Linked DNA regions of Homo sapiens: region 2 is linked to region 1. A link is a contact called in ENCODE Hi-C or POLR2A ChIA-PET data. All regions are on one chromosome and are shown on one strand. The core of a region is the stretch at or near the end of the contact, and the rest is flanking DNA. Distances in the headings are between cores, read along the strand shown.

Evidence for each region. Hi-C counts contacts between places; a loop is a spot of excess contacts on that map. ChIA-PET counts read pairs that join two places held with the same protein, here RNA polymerase II (POLR2A). Pooled maps may share reads with other maps.
Region 2: a loop to region 1 is called in a map of mammary epithelial cell, with 6 times the contacts of the local background. The contact joins two enhancer-like sites. A Hi-C loop is called at or near these places in 1 of 168 maps with a recorded cell type or tissue (mammary epithelial cell) and 1 of 50 pooled maps. POLR2A ChIA-PET finds 5 or more read pairs at or near these places in 3 of 52 experiments (MCF 10A, Panc1 and activated CD4-positive, alpha-beta T cell).

What each region holds. Positions count from the first base shown.
Region 1 is chr10:118,457,313-118,462,401 of GRCh38, forward strand. No RefSeq gene overlaps it. Among named protein-coding and RNA genes, the nearest start is that of LINC00867, 100 kb to the left of the region's middle. Within about 2 kb of position 2,464, at least 3 of the 41 ENCODE cell types and tissues checked have a DNase peak (open chromatin) inside an H3K27ac peak, as active enhancers do.
Region 2 is chr10:118,497,828-118,502,624 of GRCh38, forward strand. It overlaps LOC105378507 (a long non-coding RNA gene), which reads left to right and starts at 348. Exons shown (of 4, transcript XR_946354.2): 1 at 348-384; 2 at 1,280-1,359; 3 at 4,269-4,333. Within about 2 kb of position 3,449, at least 4 of the 41 ENCODE cell types and tissues checked have a DNase peak (open chromatin) inside an H3K27ac peak, as active enhancers do.

The DNA of each region.
Region 1 (5,089 bases), core at 1,214-3,713:
AACTTGTTGCCATCACAGGATATTAAATACGCTCATCTAGGAAAGAAGATGCATTAGTCACCGACCGAACTGTGCACATAATTAAAGGGGTGGCCACACTATGATATATAGGTTGGATCTTCTAATTACTTAGCTGTAGCAATTAGGATTTTCTTTGTATTACACTTCTTCAGGCCAAAGATGCCTTCTATCGCTCGGGCCAGATTTAGGAGAGCAAATTCTGGCTTCCATCCCATTCCCCATTGCCATCCCCCAGCTGAAGCTGTTCTAAACTGGAGATCTTAAAGGCAAGTCCAATGCTGTGAGGAGGAGATGAGAGGAGAGTCACTGTGATGACCGCACTTGATGTCTCCTGGAAAGACCACTTTGCTTGGGGTCTCTTCTCCATTTCAGGAGGCCTGTAGCCTTGGAGACGTGGAGTTCTGTTTTCATCGAATACAGTAGCTCCCAGACATTACTAGAGAAAGATCAGAAGGGGCAGGAGCTAAATAGAAATATATATCACATTTTTTAAACCTGAGTAGTCCATAACAGTATTATTTTTTACAAAGGCTTTAGGAGGCCATTGCAGCAGGAACAGGAAGGGGAGCACATCTATTATTTATCTAATGCATTCCATGTGCAGGAACTCTGCTGGAGTCAAAATGGCAGGGTTCAAATCATGGCTCAGACACTTACAAGCTGTGTGGCATCAGGAGACTTACTTAAACTCTCTGAACTTCAGTTTTCCTATCTGTAAAATGGGACTAACTAGATTATCTACCTCAAAGAGTTTTAAAGATTAAAGAAGATAAAACTTTAAAGCAAGCACTTAGCATAGCTGTCAATCACTTAGCAAGGCACTCAATGCATGAATTATTTGTAGTGTATTTAATATTTTCAACTCTGTGAATCATTGACTCAAATTGACAGCAAATATTTGAGTACCTATTGACTGACCCAGAAGGCCATATTCTTTTTATTACCCTTTCTTTCCCTCCCAGGACATAAACCATAAACTCCTAGGCACAGGAAAGCCATTTATTATGTTGAATAAGAAAAATTCAACTTTTTGAAGTGTCAAAGCCTTGGATTTAAGCTAGGGTAAATCAGTTTTCAGATATTACAGAGCTCTGGAGAACACACACCCAAATGTCGGCAGAGCAGAGCCATGTGGCTGAAGCTCCTCGCATCAAAGCAGCCTGCTGGGTTACACCGAGATGGTTACATGAAAGCTTGGTGGTGTTTTCCAAAGATTCTGTTTAGGGCCTGGGAAGAGAGGATAGACCCTCACTTTAATTCTGCAAACACTGGTGAGTTATGCCATGTGCCCAAATCTGTGCTGGTGTCTGGGACCCGTGCTGTCTGTTCTCAGTAGCCTTGGCATGAACATTCAAACACTTTTTGGCCATGCCAGTGACAAGAGTAAGAGCCTCTGAGAGAAAGAGTAGCTGATGTTGCTTGGTGACATCTAGGGAGGCATCCCAGAGGAGGGGACATCTGAGCTACTGTTTGCCATGAAAATAAAGATGGAAGAATTTCATGGGGAACCAAAGAAACCCTGTAATAAGTTTTGAACTAAATAACAGAAGTCATAATCACAGCTACTGCGGATGTAGTCAAACTCAAACTTTTTTTTTTATGTGAAGGATCTTATCTTTTACTGTTCTGAACGACTTCCCCAGTGTGAAGGGATCTCTTTCAATGAGGTTCAGTTAAATCAAGACAGGACAGTGGCCTCCAAGGCATCTCGAACTAGGGAGAATGCCTAACACGCATTCCACAAAACATGCTGAATGGAAGGCATGCGCCCACAGAAGGTTCAGCTCCTCCTTTCTTCTACCTAGCCTGACAGGAACAACTACATTATACCTTGGTTTGTTTCCCTTGGCAAAGAGAATTACAAAATGTGATGTCCTTTCTATTTGTGAACAAATCAGTACTCCAGAAGATCATGCTGTTTGCGTTGGCAATATAAGCAAAAGTGGACAGGTTGTCACCAAATAACTTCCGTGGCCATGAAATACCCACCCATCAACTTGCCCTCCAATAAATAGGATCTTTTATCAGTAGAAACGAAATAGTGTTGCCAGCTAGAAAATAGCCCAGTTGGAAGTATGACCTTATATCATTTGGTGAGTCACCTGGCTTTGCACTGAAGTGTTTGAGATCCTGCTACGTGGTTGGAGTGTTGTTTGCTTGTTTATTTTTCCTTTTTAAATTTCATTAAACAGCATTTACTTGTGACAAAAGTCAAAGGTTTGATTGCAACAATCAGGAAGTGAGCTCCTCTTTCGGTGTGCTGGGGGAAAATACTTCAACTGAGACAAGACCAGCAGCAAACGTCATCCTGAGAAGCAGCTGAAAAACATCTCTCCCAAAAAACGTTTGTCCCAGCTCAATACACTGAACGTGCGGTGGTCAGAACTGATGAGGGCTTCTGTCGTCCTCTGCCCAGGAAAGCCAGTGGGACTCTCGTGCTCATTCTGCCCTCTGGTGGCTTCTTTTGTAAAATGCATCGGGACGGCTGTATTCTAAGCAGAGATGACTTTCTTCTTCATATGATTTCATGTGATTCTTATCTACAATTACAAAGCCCAACTATCTTCTGACCCATAGACCTCAGATTCAGTTTACTAATCAAATTAACTAAAATCCTGACATGTATTTAATTAAACACGCAATGAGGGTTAAAAATGTAGTCAATGGTCAGCTTTAAGCCAGCTTGGGTGAGCTGCAGATGAATTGTATTAATGAATGAATTCACCTGGTGAGTGAAACCCACTATACGATGTGCTCAAATCCTTAAACACTGAAAGATCAGTGAATTTAATTCATCAGACAACAAATTCGTTTTTTAGTAGATTATTGACATGCTGAGGCTAAAATCTATATAACTAAGAATAACAAAATTCATTTGAACAAGAATTAAGAAGCATGACTTGCTTATAAAGATACGTTAATTAAATCAGTATTGGCACAAGAATAGACAAAGCTCAGAAACAAACCCACATATGCATGGAAACTTGATATAGGAGAGATGGATATTTTAAATCAGAGCAGAAGGCCCTCACTCAGGATAAGTGGTACTGGAGAAACTGATTATTCTTCTGTGCAAAAATAAATTTAGATCATACGTCAAAGTACAGAATAATAATAATATATCTCAAATGTAATATAGGCCTCAGTTTGAAAACCCAAACTTAGAAGTTTACAACAAAAAAGGAGACTATCTATAAATAGGATGCAAAAATGCCTAGAAAAAAGCAATAACGGATGTATACAATTATCCTGTATACAACTTTTGTAAAAGTCACCTTAAACAGTGTCAGCAGAAGATATTTGCAGCACAAATGTCCAATGAAATCTTAGTATCCAGGCTATATAAAGATTTCCTAGAAATCTATTTTTTAAAGGCAAATAACCCAATAGAACACAAGAGAAAAAAGCACAAGCAGGCAATTCGTAGAAGAGAGAGCCCAAATGGCCAGTATATTGCACGATTTATGAGGAATGAAGGAAATGCAGATCAAAATCTTGATGAGACAGTATTCAGCTCCCAACATATCATTCATTAAAAAAATCTGGCAATAACAGATCCAGATGAAAACAAGGATGTGGAGAAAGTGGAAAATTTTTGAATTGGCACAATCACTATTTAATATTTAACAACTAATTAATAATGAATAACTAATTAATTGAAATTTAATAATAACTAGTGTGTATTAAATCAATATGTAATACATAATGAACATCTAGGTAATGTCTATGAAGCTGATAACACACATTCTGTACAGCCAAGCTCTTCCAGCTCTAGAGAATTTTTTGCATATGTGCACCAGGAGACATGCTGGCAATAATGGGATTGATGGGCCATTGTGGTACAATCAGCCTCAGGTACCCCAGAGCACCAGTCGTACTTCTGGCAGAGCTCAGCATGGTGGTTACAAGCATGGGCTTTGGGGGTCACACAGACCTGGGGGCTCTTACACTTTGTAGCTATCCAGCAATAGCACCGTTTCTCTGGGCCCTAGTTTGCTCATTTGTCGGTGAGGATAGTGAGGTCTCTGTCCCAAAATTATTGGGAAATTTAAATGGCAGAGCTATTTGTATGGCTATAAAGTATCTTTGCACAGTGCCTGGCACAGATGAATGGTTGCTATTGTTTTCATTATCGTTATTATAATTATCCTCACTGGGCATTCATACTAATTTATGACTCAGGAGAAATAATCTTTTCTGACTAGGAAGACAGTTATCAAGAAAGAATGTCCAATGATATATTCTTAGGATAGCAAGATTGGTAGTCAGAGTGTTCAAATGGTGAAATAACCAGAGGTGTGTAAACAGTTTCACCATTCATTGGATTATAAACCAAAGTCTCACCAGCCCCAAGTCATCATTCTCCCAGAACAATTATGGTTGGCCCCCTCTCACTGGCAGTAGAGACTGGTAGGACATGGTAACTCATCAGACTCTCTCACTCAACTTGACACCCTTGGTTCTGGTCATCAATAACGTACCCGCACTGAGTTTGTGAGGTGTCCCATTTTTCACTAAAGACCCTACATTTTCTGATGCCCAACCCCTAACCCAGCCAAGAGGAAGACCAAGAAGTCAGATTTATCTAATGAAGTAGGCTGGCTTGGCATGTGCCTACAGGATTGAGACCTGAAGGATGAAAGCCATATTTAAAAAAAAAAGCTCAAAGCCCTCGTAGGATGTGAAAGCCGCCACACAGAAATAGCATAACGAACTGTACTTTACACTCTAAAGAATTTTCCCTTCAGAACTCATAAATGTATTTATATAAGAAATGGCAAATTAAAGAACCCTTTCACCTGTCTTCACCAGAAAGTTTCATAGGACATAAACTGAGCTAATCAGATTTTATGTGAGATACTTTCTCCAGGTCTCCAAAATGTTCACTATCCCCTTTAAATTATGGTTAAGGGAATTTCAAAATGGAAACATCCAAATAAAATTGATGAGTTTAGCTTTCATGAGGAATTAATCCTTAGCTTGGGTAATGATCAATGGGTGCTAAGACCTATAAATTTCATAACTTTGTCCTTGATATAGTTATTTTTCTTCCTTAAAACCTAAAAAT
Region 2 (4,797 bases), core at 2,199-4,698, 42 kb after region 1:
CACTGAGTCAATAAATATTAGCTGTCACAGTCCTTGTTAATGTCAAGATCTTTGTCACTATTACTGTTCCTATTACTCAAAATCCAATATAAGTGGCATCAGCTCTGATATGGTTTGGCTGTGCCCCCACTCAAATCTCAACTTGAATTGTATCTCCCAGAATTCCCACGTGTTGTGGGAGTGATCCAGGAGGAGGTAATTGAATCATGGGGGCCGGTGTTCTCCATGCTATTCTCGTGTTAGTGAATAAGTCTCACGAGATCTGATGGGTTTATCAGGGGTTTCAGCTTTTGCTTCTTTCTCATTTGTCTCTTGCTGCTGCCATGTAAGAAGTGCCTTTCACCTCCCGCCATGATTCTGAGGCCTCCCCAGCTATGTGGAACTGTAAGTCCAATTAAACCTCTTTTCGTTCCCAGTTTGGGGTATGTCTTTATCAGCAGCGTGAAAACAAACTAATACATGCTCTAATAAATAAGTCCCGTCCCTGCTGGACCACACTTAAAGTTCCCTCTTTTGACCATAGCATTTTTGTCTCAGTCAAACCTTTTGTCCCTGGGTTTAACCTTTATAACACATACCACACTTTGAAATTTGATACATATATATTCATTTACTGGTTTATTGTCTGTTTTGTCTCTTCAGTAGAAGAGTCCTACCTATCTTGTTCCTTTCTTGAGTAATTCAAATTATATTAAATTTTTTTTAAAAAGAGCCTGTATTGCCTCAGGTGACTGGGAAATCCAAAGTGCTGGATTCAGAGTTCAGATGAAGCTGTCATGACTCTTGTACTCTTTGTCTCTCAGCTCTGCTTGCTTTTTCTTTGCTCCAATGTCACATACTTTTTCCCTCTATGGAGACAATGTGATCCCCTACATTTCCAGAGAAAGAAGTAAATGATGTCGCTCAAATCTCTGGTGAAAAGTTCGAGGGCTGACTCTGATTGAACCATTTGAAGTCATATGCTCATGCCTGAACCAATCGCAAGAGTCTATGCATGCAGGAGGAATTCTAATTGGCTAGTCAGGGACACAGTCCTCCCTTACCACAGGAGGGTGGAGTCAGCCTTGACCAAATCAAGTAGAAGGAACAGGAATATTATGGAATAATGAGTGAGGGATAGTTTCCCAAATACTGAGCAGACAAAATAATAATAATAAACACCACCCCACTGTATACACGATGCCTAGCATGGAGCAATCACAGCATAAGTGCTCAATGAATGTTTTTTAAATGAATAAGTAATTTATGTGTTTATTTCTTGCCTCCCTGATGCCTAAAGAAACAAGGGCATGAAAATCAGGCAGGATCCATCCCAGGATTCAAGGCTTGCTCCAGCCCCTAACAGCAGGATGATTTGGGGTGAGTTAACGTTCTCCCCTCTGAACACCTGTTCTTCCCTAGAAACCAAGATAGAAAATACTTTCTCTATCAACCTCTCTCAGGATTTTTATGAGGATTAAATCATATAGCATATATAAAAGACCTCTTAAAATAGTACACAAGTGGGTGTTGCAAATAATAATGAGGCTGGCAGGCAGCTGTGGCTTAGAGTCACAATATCCTCTACGTGTAGGAAGTGCCTTCAATACTTAGCACATCACATGGAATGTGGTGGCTGTAGGACCACTCGTGCCTCTTATTTCTTTTCATGTCTGTGTAGTGCTTACTTGGATGCTTTGGCTAAAGAAAGAGAGAATAAGAAGTTGTGAGTTCATCTGTGTGTGTGTGTGTGTGTGTGTGTCTGTTGTGTGTATGTGTCTGTTGTGTGTGTGTGTGTGTGTGTGTTTTAAACCAAGATTTAACTAAACCTCAGGAGTTTTCAATCTGTTTTCCTAATAAAGTTTACTCAGAAACATTGGACCGGCAGTGACTGTTGAGAGACCCCAGGGCTATTTGTGTAAATTGAAAAGACTCCTGAGCTCACTCCTGTTTTTATTATGGGAATCACACTAAATGTGATAATTTTTGTGAAGCGTGTTTGCTGTCAACTTCTAATTGTGCTTGTTCATAAGCAGCTGAATAGGAAAAAACCATCTCAATCTATCTGTGATTACAGTCACCAAATATAGAATCTTCCCATCAGACCTGAAATAGAAAACCTCACCTTTAATAACTTTGTGTCGCACAAACGCTGGGCTCAGACTCTCAGAGGGAACGTGGCATCACATCGAATGTTCTCTCCTCCACAGTTAACTCTTATACTTCAAAGTTGTGTGTGATTTAAGGTTTGATTTGGGGCTGCATTCTCTGCAGCCCCAAATGTGAAGTGATTTCCCCATACTAGATACTAAGAGGCGTACTACAAGGCTTACTGACCTCTGCTTAGTGGCTATTATTATGAACTCAGAATTAAGCTGATTGCTAGTAAAACACATGTACTTGGTTATATTTTGTTTATAATATTTCTCACAGTAAAAGTATCCTCTCAGCACACTTCTAAGCTCCTTAAGGACATTCTCTTAGTTTAGAACTAGAAAAAAATACTGAAAAACACAGAAGCTGTTTAGTCCAAGCTTGATCTAAAAGAAGCACAGATAGGCTGGGCGTGGGGGCTCATGCCTGTAATCCCAACACTTTGGGAGGCCGAGGTGGGAGGATCACTTGAGGTCAGGAGTTCGAGACCAGCCTGTCCAACATGGTGAAACTCCGTCTCTACTAAAAATATAAAAAGTAGCTGGACATGGTGGTGGGTACCTGTAATCCCAGCTACTTGGGAGGCTGAGGCACGAGAATCCCTTAAACCCAGAAGGCGGAGGTTGCAGTGAGCCAAGATTGCGCCACAGCACTCCAGCCTGGGCATCGGAGTGAGACCCTGTCTCAAAATAAATAAATAAATAAATAAATAAATAAATAAATAAATAACAATAAAAGAAGCATAGATAAATTAAGTCTATTCATTGTAGTCTAAGGCACAGTGCTAAGCACATAGTAGATGCTTAAAAAACCCTTGCTGGCGTGACTTGAGTGGATTTATAGCCTGTGATTACCTTTTAGCATCATTGGCAGTTTGCCATAAAAAACACAATATCTGTTGACATCTCTTATCATGACATAAAAACAGATGGCTGCCCTGCACAAAATGCATAAGGCCCGAATGGCCCATCAACCAGTCTAGACCAGGCTATCTCAACATTCCACCTGGGCCTGGATTTAACCAGGAGTTGTGCAGAGGATGGAGAATACAGGGAGGCTTCTAAATCTAAACCCTGAGATCTTGAAAATTCCTTGAAAAGGATCCTCTACAAGGAGTTCTTCCAGTCCCTTGCACCCAACACTCCTATTTATCCATGCTTTTGCTTTGCTATTCCCCCTCTCAGAAATGCCCTATTCCTCTTTTCCTCTCACCCTCACCTGGCCTTCCTGCCTCATCTGCTCTGCACATCCAGACCTTGGGTCACAGCCCTCCTGGAAGTGTGGTCACAGCCCTCCTGGAAGTGTAGTCACAGCCACAGCGTCTGTGCCAGCAACCATCCCAGCTCCTGGCTGCTGGGCCCAGGTGAGGCACTTTTGACTCATCATCTCCTATGATTATTCATAAAACCCCACAAATACATATGATTTTGCTCCTTTACAGATGGGAAAACCTAAGGCAGAGATTAGATAAGTAAACCGCCCAAGGTCACATGGTTAGTAGGTAGCCAAACAAGTGTCAACCCCACTCGGTCTGATACCAAAGCCTGTGATCATCTCTCTCTCACGATGCAGCTTCGCTTGGGTCGACCACCTTAAAAGACTCTTGTGTCATGGGGTCTTAGTTTACCTGAGTTTGGGAATTAAGGTTCATATGCAACTTCATAGGGTATTTGCCCTGTGCTGATGACCCTATATTTGGTCCTTCTGGGAATGGCTGTGATGCCATTGCCTTAGGGGAGGAAGGCCCAAACCTAAATTCAAAGCCCACAGAAATGAGTCTGTTGGCTGGGAGCATGAAGCAATGTGTTAAGAACATGAGTCACTGAGATTTCACCACCTTTGTGCTCTGCGGATTCCCTTGTCTTGACAAGCTATCATTTTGAGTGTTTAGGGCCACTGTGTAGCAGGAGTTCTATTTTGCAGCCTAAGCTGGACTCTGAAGAATTCAGACTTGCCCAGGCATTAGGGAAAAAATGTGCCAAGAATCGATTTGCACAAGGGAACAGGAGCCTGTTGGGAAAAGCCTCACCCTAAGGCAGAGAGAGTCCAGGCACATGAGCTCAGGTTGCAGGGAAGAAGAAAACCTCAGTAGAGCCCTGTCTGACAAGTGTCTTTTGCTTTCTCCCCACTCTCAGCCACTAGGCACTCCTGCCGAGTTCAAAGGAGAGGGCGCTTCAGTCAGACAGCAAATGAAAGCAAGGTGAGCTCGTTCACTAAAATGTCCTTGAACGGTTGAGGGCCCACGATGGTGCCCTGCTGTTCCGCTCCCCTCACCCTGGGTGGCATTGCTACTTCACTGTCATGGAACAGGACAGCCCACTTGGTGAGCACAGAACCATGAGTCTCTGATCCAGTGCCAAGCAGAATGTGCCAGCGGAATATGCCTGTATCTGCAAATGTGTCCTAACTGAAAAGCAAATCAAACCTCCACCACCCATTCTCATACATCTTTGTGTTAAATATGTTATAGTTTTCTCAAGTCAGATTTTTGCAAAATTCTTGCTGCTTTTCATATGTGGATCTTGTCGATCATTTGTCCCTTTTAGAGAGCAGTCAGCCTCACATGAGGAGTACTTGTCATTCAGCAAGGAATTAGGAGATGCCTGGTGTTTGAAGGGTCACTTGGCCTGTGGCTCCTTGAGGCCAACGCCTAGCCCAGTGCTC